5 separate regions of the Homo sapiens genome follow, and all the other regions are linked to region 1. The links are chromatin contacts, found by Hi-C or POLR2A ChIA-PET in ENCODE. All regions are on one chromosome and are shown on one strand. The core of a region is the stretch at or near the end of the contact, and the rest is flanking DNA. Distances in the headings are between cores, read along the strand shown.

The links. Hi-C counts contacts between places; a loop is a spot of excess contacts on that map. ChIA-PET counts read pairs that join two places held with the same protein, here RNA polymerase II (POLR2A). Pooled maps may share reads with other maps.
Region 2: a loop to region 1 is called in a map of CD4-positive, alpha-beta T cell, with 5 times the contacts of the local background. The contact joins the promoter of HSPA4 here to the promoter of KIF3A in region 1. A Hi-C loop is called at or near these places in 6 of 168 maps with a recorded cell type or tissue (CD4-positive, alpha-beta T cell, CD4-positive, alpha-beta memory T cell, CD8-positive, alpha-beta T cell and 1 more), 3 of 37 single-sample maps with no recorded cell type and 16 of 50 pooled maps. POLR2A ChIA-PET finds 5 or more read pairs at or near these places in 6 of 52 experiments (CD4-positive, alpha-beta T cell, CD4-positive, alpha-beta memory T cell, HEK293 and 3 more).
Region 3: a loop to region 1 is called in a map of naive thymus-derived CD4-positive, alpha-beta T cell, with 3 times the contacts of the local background. The contact joins the promoter of SLC22A4 here to the promoter of KIF3A in region 1. A Hi-C loop is called at or near these places in 1 of 168 maps with a recorded cell type or tissue (naive thymus-derived CD4-positive, alpha-beta T cell) and 6 of 50 pooled maps. POLR2A ChIA-PET finds 5 or more read pairs at or near these places in 2 of 52 experiments (HEK293 and WTC11).
Region 4: a loop to region 1 is called in a map of CD8-positive, alpha-beta T cell, with 2.2 times the contacts of the local background. The contact joins the promoter of ZCCHC10 here to the promoter of KIF3A in region 1. A Hi-C loop is called at or near these places in 1 of 168 maps with a recorded cell type or tissue (CD8-positive, alpha-beta T cell) and 10 of 50 pooled maps. POLR2A ChIA-PET finds 5 or more read pairs at or near these places in 2 of 52 experiments (H1 and SK-N-SH).
Region 5: a pooled map shows a loop between it and region 1 (4-fold over the local background). The contact joins the enhancer-like site here to the promoter of KIF3A in region 1. A Hi-C loop is called at or near these places in 6 of 50 pooled maps. POLR2A ChIA-PET finds 5 or more read pairs at or near these places in 3 of 52 experiments (activated CD8-positive, alpha-beta memory T cell and activated T-cell).

The regions. Positions count from the first base shown.
Region 1 is chr5:132,736,147-132,738,846 of GRCh38, reverse strand. It overlaps KIF3A (kinesin family member 3A), which reads left to right and starts at 1,301. Exons shown (of 19, transcript NM_001300791.2): 1 at 1,301-1,433. The coding sequence starts at 1,428. RefSeq lists a silencer at 1,437-1,746 and an enhancer at 1,897-1,996.
Region 2 is chr5:133,050,745-133,053,444 of GRCh38, reverse strand. It overlaps HSPA4 (heat shock protein family A (Hsp70) member 4), which reads right to left and starts at 1,432. Exons shown (of 19, transcript NM_002154.4): 1 at 1,088-1,432. The coding sequence starts at 1,194. RefSeq lists enhancers at 1-218, 1,457-1,636, 1,827-1,876, 1,947-1,996, 1,183-2,145.
Region 3 is chr5:132,293,130-132,295,829 of GRCh38, reverse strand. It overlaps SLC22A4 (solute carrier family 22 member 4), which reads right to left and starts at 1,436. Exons shown (of 10, transcript NM_003059.3): 1 at 821-1,436. The coding sequence starts at 1,213. RefSeq lists silencers at 1,269-1,318, 1,389-1,748 and enhancers at 1,979-2,028, 1,845-2,463.
Region 4 is chr5:133,025,271-133,027,970 of GRCh38, reverse strand. ZCCHC10 (zinc finger CCHC-type containing 10) reads left to right here and starts at 1,422. Exons shown (of 5, transcript NM_001300816.3): 1 at 1,422-1,474. The coding sequence starts at 1,434. RefSeq lists a silencer at 1,143-1,272 and an enhancer at 1,353-1,662.
Region 5 is chr5:132,472,341-132,475,040 of GRCh38, reverse strand. All of the region lies in intron 3 of CARINH (colitis associated IRF1 antisense regulator of intestinal homeostasis), which reads right to left. Among named protein-coding and RNA genes, the nearest start is that of IRF1, 17 kb to the left of the region's middle. RefSeq lists a silencer at 1,730-1,809. Within about 2 kb of position 1,385, at least 9 of the 41 ENCODE cell types and tissues checked have a DNase peak (open chromatin) inside an H3K27ac peak, as active enhancers do.

The DNA of each region.
Region 1 (2,700 bases), core at 52-2,551:
GGACCTGGGCTCTGCCATTGTTTATATGTATGACCTTGGAAAAGTTATTTAATGGTCCTGTGCCTCAATTACTTTATCTGTAAAATAATAATAAATAGTATCTATTTCAAAAGGTTATTGTGTGGATTAAATGAATTAAAAAACGAAAGCATGTAGAACAGTACACTGGCACTATGTAAAATGCTTTATCTTTATTTCTATCAGTTCCTACTGCAAGCTCACAGCCCTTGCATGCTAAGATGGAAGCACGACGGGAATGTTGGATGAAGCAAGGAGGCCAGGTGGGGCTGGTGCAGAAGAAGCAAGAGGGAGGATTGTAGGGCTTGTGGCTTTAGCTTTGTAAGATGGGAAATCAATGGAGGGTTTTGAGCAGAGAAAAGAGAAGATCTGATTCATGTTTTAGCACCAGCACTCTGGCTCCTGTCCAGCACACTGAAAAGGGACAAGGACACACAATCAAGGAAACCAGTTCTGAGCGATTGTAGTAATGCACGTGAGAGACGATGGTGGTGGTAGAAGTGGCCAAATTCTGGTTCCACTACAAAGATAGATACAACAGGCTGTATTTAAAGATAGAATATTGTGTATGAAAGAGACTGCAATTTTGACCTGAGCAGTTGTCGGAATTAAGCTCCCACATATTGAGATGAAGAAAGTCTGAGAGGGATGAGAGAGAGCCCTTTTAAATTTTTTGATGGGGGTGGAGTGGGTAGTGGGGCGATTGATGGGGGATCAAGATTTCAATTCTGGACATGATTAACTTGAAATGCCCATTACACATTCAAGTGGACTAGAAAGAGGATGGACGGATCACTGGTTCTTTGACCAACACGTATAAAAATCCCACTCTGTGCCAGGCTCTGTGTGGGCTCTGGAGATAGATGTGAGAATACTAACAATCTCCTTAAGAGAGCTCACTTTCTAATGGTAAGACAGGTCATGAGGAAGTTAGCAATCAAGCGAGGTCAGGTAGGTAAGGTCTTCAATTCTTCGGATGAGACAAAATGTACAATTGCTATTACTGATTTTAATATTCCGGGTATTGCAAGGGCCAGAAGACGGGCCTAAGAGCAGCTCCTCCTCCCAACCCCGGGCTGCCAGGTTACCTCCGCCTCAGTGCGTGCCACATTTCTAGCGCAGCAGAATGGCAGCATTGCGCACGCGCGGCCTCAGTCTGGCGTCCTAGGAGATGGACTCGGAAAGCCTCCGCGCAGGCGTAATTCAAGGGCCGAGAGAGCCTGAGACTGGGCTTGGGGCGGGGCGAGCTCGGAATGCGGCTGCGCACTGGGCGCTCTCGCCCGAGAAGCCGCAGTCTCGAGAGCGTCAACGAGGTGTTTCGGTAGTCTCTGGCCATCCTTTCTGCGCACCCGGTGTCGCTGGGCTGCACCCCGGGCGGGGACGTCCGCCGGGCACGGGAGGGGGCCAAGATGCCGGTGAGGAGAGTCGCTTCGCTTCTGGGGTTTCTTCTCATCCTAGCGGCCTGGCCCGGGGGCGCGGCCGTTGCCATGGAGGCGCGGAGCCGGCAGGCGGCCTGGGTGGGGCGGGGCAGGCTCGGTCGTGCGGTGGAGGTGGTTGGAGAGCCTGGCTGGTCAGCCCCGGGGCCGCGGGGGTCCGGCCGGCCTCGACAGGGACCTGGGGTCAGGCCCTGCCGCCCTCGTCGCTGCTGCATCCCGTGGGGCCTGCGCCGCTTATCAAAAAGGCGCTGTGCTGGAGGATGCGCTCTGGCTCGCAGCCCTTCCTGCTGAGCGGGGCGTCTGGGGGTGGCCACGGTGGGGCTCTTTGGATGCTGCACACCTGGTGAGGCCTTTGCGCCTCGGAGCAAGCGCAGGGAGGCAGCGGAGCGAAGGCTGCCTGCCCCTATTCCAGGCCCCATACTCCGAGTCTCCTAGCCTTGAGCTGTCATTGCTCTTGTGGCGCTTTAGCTTATGATGCAGAATGAAACCCGTAGGTGTCTTTGTGTGTGTGGCGGTGTTATGTTTATCTTCCAGGATTTCACAGATTGTTATCGTGAACTTAATAATGGGGCCTTCTAAGACCCCTTATTAGGGGTCATGGAGGAAAATTGAGCCATGGCCGCTTATTTAGTGGTTGTGAGGCCTCGGATAATTATTTAATCTGTCTGGGTCCTTAGTTCCCATGTAAACTTTACCTCATGGGGTTGTTATCCGCGTGAAATAATACACAGGAGACTAGAAGGACAGTGCTTGACATTTAAGATTAAATGCTCTATATTTGTTCTGTTCACTGCTTTCAAGTTTTAATTCAGTAAATATTGGGCACCAACCACATGCTAGGCCCTGAAGATACAACATTGAGCAACACCAGTCAGGTTCTTGAACTTGGAAAGAGAGAGGCTTGCCTTCTTGGGCAGAGGTGAAAATCATACATATTTACAGACGTAAGACACAAAACCTTAATAATGAAGTGGGTGGGTATCCTACAATAGAGAGAAGTAGATTCTGGTGAATTGGAATGTATTGCCATGTAAGAATGATGGTCTGCAGATGATAACAGGTCATTTTTTTTCCTCCCAAGAAGAGACTTTAGAAATTATTTTTGTGAAATTTCTCAATTTTAGCAACTAATTCAAAAGCTCTTTAAATACTATGAACCAAACAAAAGAAATTTGTGGGCTGAATTCAGCCTCTTGACTACCTGTTTGCAACCTCTGGTGTAGACAGAAAGACATTAATCAAATAA
Region 2 (2,700 bases), core at 183-2,682, 310 kb before region 1:
CCAGGAGCCAGGGAGGTCGAGGCTGCAGTGAACCAAGATCGCACCACTGCACTCCAGCCTGGGCAGCCAGAGTGAGACCCTGTCTGTCTCAAAAAAGAAAAAAAAAAAAAAAAAAAGAAGAGAGACCCTGAATGGCAAATAATACAGAACTTCTTACAAGATTTTGTCTAAGAACACGACAACGGATTAAAATGTATCTACAAGTATTCAAAAGGCAGACACTGTAACCAGTGAAAGACCTGAGTGACCCACCATTTTTTAGAACTGTGTCTATGCTGGTCCCAAAACTTACTATGGGTTCTAGAAGTCAAGGCGGGCCCTTGAGCCACTAACAATTGTGGCCAACACACTGGTTAGAATGCATTATCGTTAAAGTGCAACCCTATTGAGGGGTTAACGCGCACAAAACAGAGAGTGACCCAATATAGCACAATATCCCGAAATAATGTGGAAAACAAAAGCGATTGCAAAGTTATCATAAGAGCACCGATTTTATTAAATTCCTATCCGTGCCAACCCAATCTCAAGACCCCGAGTCCATCCGGAACCCGTGCCTGAGGCTGCTCCAGCTCGCTCTCTTCCGGGCGCTGCCCCGCCCCCACTCACGTGGGACGCTGACCGCTCCACGGTCTCGCGGCTGGCAAGCCCCAGAACCCGTTCGATTCAACTATTATTAAGCGCCTGCTGTGTGCAAAGTTCTGAGCTTTCTGTTGGACTCAAAAGACTCAGTACGACCTGGGCCTGGTCTCTGCCCTCAAGAAAAGGACCGCGATCCGTTTACATCCTAGGCCTGCAGTCCTTCCAGTTCCTACCCGTGCCCTCCGCTGGTCCGAGTACCGGCCAGAAGCCTTTCTTCGGCCGACGGGCCACCGGGGAAAAGGCCCTCGCGCTTAGCACACACCCACGCTCATAGTGGGCCGCGGCCCCTAGTGTCCTAATACCTACTGGGGGTCCCTGACCTACCGGGACCTCGGCTCGGAACGGAGGCGACTCCTCGGCCCGCGTTCCCCAAGCAGCGAGGGTCCCAGACTGGAACAAGCATTATCTCCTAACCCCAGTGCACGCGGCAGGCCCGGCCCACACTTACGGCGTGCAGCGGTCGCTATACTCATTAGCGATAGTCTCGATGCCGCCGGCGCGGGCCACAGCGACGTAGCAGCTCTGGAAGCCCAGGTCTATGCCCACCACCGACATGGCGCCGGCTACTGCTCGGGCTCGGGCCCGGGTCCGGCCACCGAGACAGGACACGGACCCCCGGCGGGGCTAGCGAGTGGAAAGCAGGCCTCTTGGGCCGAGGCTACTGAGGGGCTTGCGGTGTCCACGCGAGCGCCTAAGTCCTTCCAGTGGGTACTGCAACCGAGAGCGCTGCTCAGGCCGGCTCCGGCTCAGTGGCCGCAGAGGAGGCGCCGGTAGCGGGGGCGGAGAAGATCTCGAAAGATCTCGTTGCGACGAGAGCGGAGCCGCAGCACCAGAGCTACGAAAGAACGGGATGTTCTCGCGATATCCCGGCTCAGGCGCTTTTCCCCTTGAGGCCCCGCCCCCAGTACGTCTGAATACGTCACGTCCTGGCTCGAGAACCTGGGAAAGGACTGGGTGGCTGAAAGATGGCTGGAAAGCGCATTTAGCCAACCGAGCCTGCGCATGGAACCTGCGGCGCTGCACAGCTGCATAGAGATGTGGAGCACCTCCCTTTACCGTAGAAAGTAGGCGAGCCAGCTCGAGGCACTATACTGAGGAAGCGCTGCGGCCTACTTCCGCCGTTTTTCTTAACATCAAAGAAACTTCCGGTAGTGGGGTGTCTTGCATTCCACCGTGTCGGTGCCCCAGAATGAGACGCAAGCTGATCTGCAGATCCCGCAGGGTGCCTTCTGCTCTTTTCGGGGCAGGTTGGCCGGTAGGGGAGAAGGCCGCCATTGGAACGCGGCCTTTATGTCGGGTTCTCTCAAGAGTCTAAGATCGCACCCTCACCAGCGGAGGGAAGGAGCCCACTCCCAGCCACACCGCTTTGTTTTCTTTCGCTTAGCCTTGTTGCGCCGTTCTCTAAGCCACTCATGTCCTTAGATCAGATTGAGGGGCCCGCAGGATTTAAGCCTTTAATCCACAGCACATTCCAAGCACCTACCCGGTGGTAGGCCCTAACAAGGAACACAGGCAAGTGACACGCTGCCTGGCCTGAAAGGTCCGCTCAGACCTTTACATGAAGTTAATAAATGTTAAGCTTCAGGGCCCCTCGCTTGTATGGCCTCCTGGGAGAATAGATAGTTGCTGAGTTGTGGAGAGGGGAAGCCAGCTTGAGATTAGGAAGCAAATCTATGTAAGCATTTCTAATAAATTACCCAGAGAGATCTAAGGAGAATCTGAATCTCCAAGTCTCTAGTAATGTGTTGTGATTTGTCGTTTTAATTATTTGTTTTGTGTATTTGTAGGGCCCCCCAATGGTATATAAGTTTCACCTCTGCAAAACCTGGATCATCCCCATCATGAGGGTGGCTAAACAAGTAAAGGTGACCCCAGTACAGAATGGCGAGTGCTATATGCACAGAATGGTGGAGACTAGGACAACTTCCCAGAAAAGGAAAAGGCTGTGTTCAAGTTTGGAAAACTAGCAATAGAGACCATAGTTTAAGGACTAAAAAGAAATTCTCCGTTGCTGGAGGGTACATCATGAGTTGAAGGTCTCAAGGCTAGAGTACCTGCCCT
Region 3 (2,700 bases), core at 187-2,686, 440 kb after region 1:
GAAATCCTACCTGCCTGACCAATAGCAGGCAACAGCTCCATGAGGATGCTCTCCTCAGAAGAAAGGTGTATCCTGACCCAGGTCCTTACCAGATGTGAAGCAGCAAAAGCGGGAGAAGTGTGTGTGCATCCTCATTCCTGGAACTTAGAAAACCTGCCACTAACCACGCAGGGTGCTGAGGGGCTACAGCCCCTGCCTGCCAACTCACCCTGTGCTCAGAGAGGTCCCTGAGGGCCAGGGCTTCCAGCTGGGGTTTCGCCTTCTGTGCTTCCTTGCACCCAATGAGCCTCAGGAGGCCATCTGCTGTCTTAGAGAAACTGGGGCCTCAGGAAAGGACCCCAAACCTCACAAGTATATGGTACGGCAGTACACCTCCTGATGCCTCCAGAAGTCTGTGGCCAGGGAACAGACAAGATTTGGCCCCGCCCTGCCCAGTAACAAGGTCCCTCACACCCCTCCTCCCATGCCTGGCAGGAAGGTGACTCAGGCAGTGCGTCTGGGTAGCCTGGGGCTGCGCTTCCCCCAACGCAACATCTAGGTTCTTAGGAAACTTCATTTGTTGTGAAAATCGGAAATGAAAAGACAGTTGGTGACAAACTCCTTTCTCCATCACCTCCTTATTGGACAGAAACGACCCAGGAATGCGCCTCGCGTGAGTCCTATTCTTTCTTGGGGTGCACACCCGCTGCTGGAAGTATGAACAGCAGGTTTGAGGGGGAGGGGAGCGCTGACCCGGGCACTGCGCAGGGAGTCTCAAGGGGGGCTGACGCAGAGGGAGGGTCAGGCACTCCCGGGTCAACGGTCTCGGCCTGGCACCCACCTCGGTCACGACGGTGGACAGGTAGACGTCCTGGCTGAACTCCCAGCCATCCAGGCAGCTCTCCTGCTCCAGCTGCCCCAGGTCCACGTCGCGCCCCGGCTCCAGCCCGAGCGCCGAGAAGTTGGCGATGGTGGCGAGCCGGTAGCGGCTGCAGCTGTGGGGCACCTCGCGGCCGTCCCGCAGCCGCAGCGGGACACTGTTGTTGCGCCAGGCGCTGCTCAGGTTCGCGGCGTCCGGCACTCGACAGCGGTGCTCCGGGGTCCCCGCCAGGAACACGACTGACATACCATTGAAGCCATTGGGGATGATGCTGGCGCTGAGCAGGAAGAAGATGAGGCGCTGGAAGGGCCCCCACTCGCCCAGGAAGGCGATCACCTCGTCGTAGTCCCGCATGCTTCCCACTGCCGCTCCGAAACTTGCAACTACGGGTGATGACAGCGTTCTCAGGACAGTGTCTTGTAGCTGGGGCGCTCCCCAAGGATGTTAGAACGTTCCCGGGGGACAGGCAGGCTGTTAGAAATTGGGGCGCGAAGCCGGGGACCGTTCCTGGGAAACAGGCTGAAGGCGTTGGAGCGTTCCCGGGAGCTCGCGCTGAGCTTGATGCCACTGTACACTTGGGACCACACCCCCATCCCCGGCCGGGCGCGGGGAAGGGGAGGGCGGCCCAGCCCGGGAGGCTGGGCTCCCGGCTGTCTCCGCCCTGTGCTTCGCGCGCCCGCCCGCCCCCAAGGACCTGACGGGGGCTTCCAGGCTGGGCTCAGCCATTCCGCCCGCGTGCCGGGGAAGAAGCTCGTTCTCGGTTGTCCCCAGCCACCCCCGAGCGCTGATTCCCAGACCTGGGCCCCACGTGGGAGGGCGGGCGCAAGGGAGGAGCCGAGGCCAGAGAGCGAGTTCTCGGAGGGGTCGGCCCTCGATCTGCTCGGGCCGCGTGGCCCCGGGCCCAGACCCCAGCAGGGTTCCCTCCGCGGTCTCCTCCAATCTGGAGGCTGAGCTTAGGCTGCCACGCGTGGGGCGCGGAGGGGCGAGTCAGTGGAGTCGGTTCCCGGGAAACTTCTGGGGGCGGCAGAGCGACAGGAGCGCGCCCTCTCCTGTGGCGCCTCGCGCAGGCGGCTGGCACACGCCGACAGGGAGCTCATTTCCCAACAGTCCTAGCAGAGCTGAATTCGGTCACCCCTGGCGGCGCCCGGACAGCGTCCTCAGGACAGCCAGGACCCTCATCTTGCACAGGGAAAACAGGCCCACAGCCTGGAAGGGATGAGCAAGGTCACACTACGTCAGAGATGGGCCCGGATCGGAGGGAGGGGCGGGGGCAGGAGACAACCGAGTGCCCGGGAGGCGAGTTTCCTCCCCCGCACGCCGGCGTAATGGCTGAGCCCAGCCTGGAAGCCCCCGCCGGGTCCATGGGCGGGCGGGCGCCAGGACATGGAGCCTGCGCATTGCGGGAGCACAGTCATGGAGGCACTGTCGTCACGCTGGGTTCTGATTTTGAGCCCCTTGCTCTCCTCACGCCCCCAGGGCCCTTTATCGCGGCAGGCTGTCAGAGCTTTCTCCGACTGGAAGGCTTTCTGTTAGCAGAAGGGCCTGCCCCCAGTCCAGGAACAGAGGGAGGGAGGGAGAGAGAAGTAGGAGATCCGATTTGGCGCTCAGACCCGGCAGGGTAACCAAAGCAGGGACCACAGCCTCCCTTTTTTTGGCTCAGTGCCCAGACCTAAGGCCCTTCTGCTGTTGTGTGAGCTAGCCCGGGCCTGGAGCCTGAGCCCTGGGGTTCACGAGGCAGATAAAATTGACAGGGTGAAGAGCTCACCTCTTTGGAGATTTTGCACGAGTGTGTTTGTTTCCCCAGGCTCCGATTAAGAGGCGGAGGGACATTTCTGCCTCTT
Region 4 (2,700 bases), core at 173-2,672, 290 kb before region 1:
TGTTGGTCAAGCTGGCCTTGAACTCCCAACCTCAGGTGATCCGCCCTTCTCGGCCTCCGAAAGTGCTGGGATTACAGGCGTGAGCCACTGCGCCTGGCCGGGAAAACATTTTCATAAGTACACTGAGGAATGAAAAAATCAAGCTGGAGAACACAACATGTAAGAGCCTATTTTTTTGAAGAACAAGTTGTGCTCAAAGGTCACATCATCACCTTCCCTAACTCCTAATCACTCTTTAATCCCTTACTCTGAAATATTTTTCGTTAGAGTACTTATGCCCATGAGAATAGTCTTCATTCATTGTCTGTAGAAAGTTCCATGTGTACACGGATTTTATTTGTTCAAATGCTCTGTCCTCAGCTCCTAAAACATTTTAAGTGTTAATTATTAATTGAAAAAATATGGCTGGGCGCGGTGGCTCACGCCTGTAATCCCAGCACTTTAGGAGGCCGAGGCGGGCGGATTATGAGGTCAGGAGATCGAGACCATCCTGGCCAACATGGTGAAACCCTGTCTCTAGTAAAAATACAAAAATTAGCTGGGCATGGTGGCGCGTGCTTGTCATCCCAGCTATTCGGGAGTGTGAGACAAGAGAATCTCTTGAACCAGGGACCCAGAGGTTGCACTGAGCCGAGATCGCGCCACTGCACTCCAGCCTGGCGACACAGCGAGACTCTGTCTCAAATTAAAAAAAAAAGGAAAAAATATGGATGACCCAGAAACACACACACACTTCAGAAAATTATATATATTTCAGAGAACGTGGGTTTTAAGAGAATAATAGCTCCGTGAGCTGACATTAGATGTAGGTGCAGCTAAAATATTCTAAAATATTTGTATAGTCCTTTTCTGCTTGATAAAGCAGCTTTAGTTATACAGTCCCATTTAGTACTCGTAACAACGCTGTGAAATACATAAAAAACAGAAATAACGTATATGTTTGCACTCCATGGCTTGCTAAAGTCATTCTTTCAATTGATGGTCTCAATCCTGGTCAACTAATTCCTTTCTATTCTCCAGACTACTTCTAGTTTTCTGAACACCAAAGTTTCATTCTTTGTCTTTGTATGTGTATCCCTCGTTCGAGAATGTTGTCCTCATTTTCCACAGATAATGTTCTTGCCTGTAATCATCCTTTGAAACCCTGTTCGGCCCGAGAACCCGAGACCCATACTGGAGACACCGGCCCCTCCCGACCCACCAGTCCCTCCCGTCCCGACCCTCCAGCCCCTCCAGCCCCTCCCCTCCCGACCCTCCAGCCCCTCCCCTCCCGACCCTCCAGCCCCTCCCCTCCCGACCCACCAGCCGGCACTAAGATACCTCCCCTTAGAAGCCTGTCTGGCCCCGCCTACGTCTACGGCCTCCCGGTTGGAAGCCCCGCCCTTCCGAGGAGTTTCCCAAAACCCTGCGCGGCCGGCTTTGACCGCGCTAAGATGGCGACTCCCATGCATCGGCTAATAGCCCGGAGACAAGCGTAAGTAAGGATCCGGTTCGGGTCCACTGGAGGGCTGGGAGCGGGGAAACGCGCGTCAACGGGCTGGTGTCGGACCCCTATTGGGACCGGCGGAGAATGTCCGTTTCTCAAACACTCTTCTGGCTCCCGGGGGGCTCGGGCCCGGGCGATAAGTCTGGTGACCGGGGGTTAGCGATTTCGCGGAAGACAGCCGCGTAAAGTCTGCGGCACGGGACAGAGCGGGGTTTGAAGACAACTGTCGCGTTTGGTTTCTCTGAAAGGAACGCCCACAGTTGGTCACTCAGTGATTTATGCCCCTCCGCCAACCCCACGCGTGGACAGGGGAGCCCTGAAGCCCCGGTCCGACACCTTTATTCCAGCCGACGTAAACCTTCAGTTTCCTATTCAGTGTCCAGCCCAGCTGCCTTTTCCTACTTCCTTATTCTAGCGCCTTCCTTAGGAACACCCTGCCTTCAATGCCGATTGCTTTCCCAGGCTATCTTACCACCTTTTGCTACTCATTCTCTCTTTCAATAAATATTAATTTATTTAGTTCCTACCGTTCTGTGCCAGACATTGGGTATAAATAGAGGTGTTCAAGACAAAATCCTTGCTTTCAGAGAGCTTACATTCTAGTGATGGAAACAGTCGATAAACCACAAATTGTAAATACAGCTGGTGATAACAGCTTTGAAGGAAGTAAGCTGTTGTGATGGAAAGAGGGAAAGGCCCACTTTAGGTTGGTTGGACTGGAAAGGCATCTCTGAAGAGGTGGAATTTGAACAGAGATTTAAAGGATGAAAAAGGAACAGTCATACGAGGATTTTGAGAAAGAGCATCCGGATAGTGGCATAATTGCTTTGAGCCTGAAACTTACTTTTTACAGAACTGAAAGATAGCCATTACGCCTAATGAACAAGAGAGAGTGGCAGAAGAGATTCATAGCTGACAAATAATGCAAGGGTCACCCCAGATGCCCCTTTCTTTTTTTTTTTTTTTTTTTTTTTTTTTTTTGAGGCGGAGTCTTGCTCTGTCTCCCAGGCTGGAGTGCAGAGGTGCAATCTTGGCTCACTGCAAGCTCCGCCCCCCGGGTTCACGCCGTTCCCCTGCCTCAGCCTCCCGAGTAGCTGGGACTACAGGCGCCCGCCACCATGCCCGGCTGGTTTTTTGTATTTTTAGTAGAGATGGGGTTTCACCGTGTTAGCCAGGATGGTCTCGATCCCCTGACCTCGAGATCCGCCCGCCTT
Region 5 (2,700 bases), core at 136-2,635, 260 kb after region 1:
ACCTAAGACTGGGAGCAGAGGATGAAGGAAGAGGAATCCAGGACAGACCGAGCTGAAAGAGGAGCAGGCAGGTGGGAGGGGACTTAGGTAGAAAGGACCTCTCTGATAGTGGCGGGAACATCCTGACTGTGGTCTGGCCCAGCCGGCTGTCTATGCCTGAGGATGCCTGAGGATGGGGGGCCCTTGGAAAACTCAGAAGAGAGGCTAGGTGTGGAAGGCAGAGTATTGGTCCACAGTGGAATAAAGAGGTCCACGTCCTAATGCATGAGCCTATGAATATGTTGCTACATGGCAAAGAGGAATTAAAACTGCAGATGGAATTAAGGTTGCTAACCAGCTCACTTGCAAATAGAGAGATTACCCTGGATTATTGGTGTGGGCCCAGTGTAATCACAAGGGTTCTTAAATGAAGAAGGAGGAGGCAGAAGGGTCAGAACCAGAGAGATCGCATTGTGAAAAACCTGACCAGCCAGTGCTGGCTTTGAAAGTGGAGGAAGGGGTTGCAGGCCAAGGAATGCAGGCAGCCTCTAAAAGCTGGAAAGGGAAAGGAAGGAAAGGGATTCTCCACTAGAGCCCCCAGGAAGAAATGCAGCTCTGTTGACACCTTGAGTTTAGCCCAGTGAGACCTGTTTTGGACTTCTGACTACAGAACTATAAGAAAAGAAACGGGCCAGGTGCAGTGGCTTACACCTGTAATCCTAGCACTTTGGGAGGCTGAGGCAGGCAGATTGCTTGTGCCCAGGAGTTTGAGACCAGCCAGGGCAACATAGTGAGACCCTGTCTCTATAAAGTATACAAAAAATTAGCCAGGTGTGGTAGCACGTGCCTTTAGTCCTGGCTACTTGGGAGGCTGAGGTAGGAGGATGGCCTGAGCCCAGGAGGGAGAGGTTGCAGTGAGTCAAGATTGAGCCACTGCACTCCAGCCTGAGTGACAGAGCAAGACCCTGTATCCAAAAAAATAAATAAATAAATAAAAAATTGTGTTGTTTTAAGCCCCTGTTTATGATAATTTGTTAGAGCAGCAATAGGAAACTGATCCACTGGGAAACCATTTGGGGGATGCAGCTGCCCAAAATCCCTGCACGTGGGTTGGACTCAGCCTCACAAGGCTCTACAGCCTCTCTGTGAAAGACTCCATTCCCTCTGGGAGAAGCTCAGACTCTAAAGCCCTGGGCAGGGAATGGGCCTCCATGGCATGGAGGGGGTCAAGAAGGATGCCCCCCAGGATAGTGCCTCTGCTGGACCTCTCTATAGGAAGCAGCTGCCTCTTTGAGCCCCCTCCCCAAACCTCAGTGAGCTGAGGTGCTGGCTCTGAGTGGTCATGGAGGGGCTTGCCTGAGGTCAGGCCACCTAGGACAGCTAGTCAGAGGCCACAGGGCTTGGCTTAAGATTCCCAGGAAGGAGTTGCATGGCCCCTCCACACATCCACAATACTCATAACACTCTCAGTCCTTGGCCTTACTAAGGGAATACTAAGGGGACTCAGTTTAGCTCTGGAAAAGCTAGGACTACTGGAAAAAAAAGTATAGAGGAAAAAAAATAGTTACTGGATGCCAGCCAGATCTGCAAAAAGTCCCCACTCTGCCACTTACTAGCTATGTGGCCTCAAATAAGCCACTAGATCTTTTGTAGCCTCAGTTTCTTCATCTGTAAAATGGGTATAACATCATTTGTCTTATCTGTCTCACAGGGTGTGTGAGTCTCAGGTGAGATAACACACGAGAAAACATTGTGCCGCACAACTTGAGATGCAAACAGTAACGATCACAACCCCACATGCCTTTTGATAGGGTGAATGATCACAGCATCCTGTGTTAGGGAGGAAAGGGTGAGCACAGACGCTTCAAAACTCTGTCTTACCCACAGGCAGAAGGGTGTAGCCTGGCCAGGGGAGAAAAGGACCCAGCCACTGCCACCGCCCCGCAGCTCACACCGGATGTGCGACAGAGCCACCATGCAGCCCCACAGGATGTCCTCCAACCACTACAGACTGTGGGGCTTTGCTTTTTTTTTTTTTTTTTTTTTTTTAAGAAAAAGGTTTTCTAGTTTCTTCTACATTAAAAATAATCCCTCCTTCTCATAAAGCACAATTTTACAGAGGAAAAGGGAGATGTGAAACTATACACAATTCAAATCTAATTAATATATAATTTTTTTGTGGAATACAGATGGAGGGAATACATCACAATACTAAAGGTGATTATCTTTGGATGGTGGGATTACAGGTGATTATATATTTTTTATATTTCTATAGTTTAAAAATATTCCATGATGACCTATAATTACTTTTACTTATTTTTTGAGACAAAATCTCACCCTGTTGACCAAGGCTGGAGCGCAGTGGTGCAATCTCGGCTTAGTGCAATCTCGGTGTAGTCTCGACCTCACAGGCTCAAGTGATCCTCCCACCTCAGCCTCCGGAGAAGCTGGGACTACAGGTACATACCACCATGCCCAGCTAATTTTTTGTAGAGACAGGATTTCGCCATGTTGTCCATGCTGGTCTCGAACTCCTGAGCTCACATAATCCTCCTGCCTCGGCCTCCCAAAGTACTGGGATTATAGGTGTGAGCCACCTTGACTGGCCTATAATTACTTTTATAATCAGAAAAAAAATTATAAATAAATATGAAAAGTGCCAGGAACTTTCTTTTGTGGAGCCACACACTGGGCTCAAGGAATCATTTGAGCTGGGTTCTG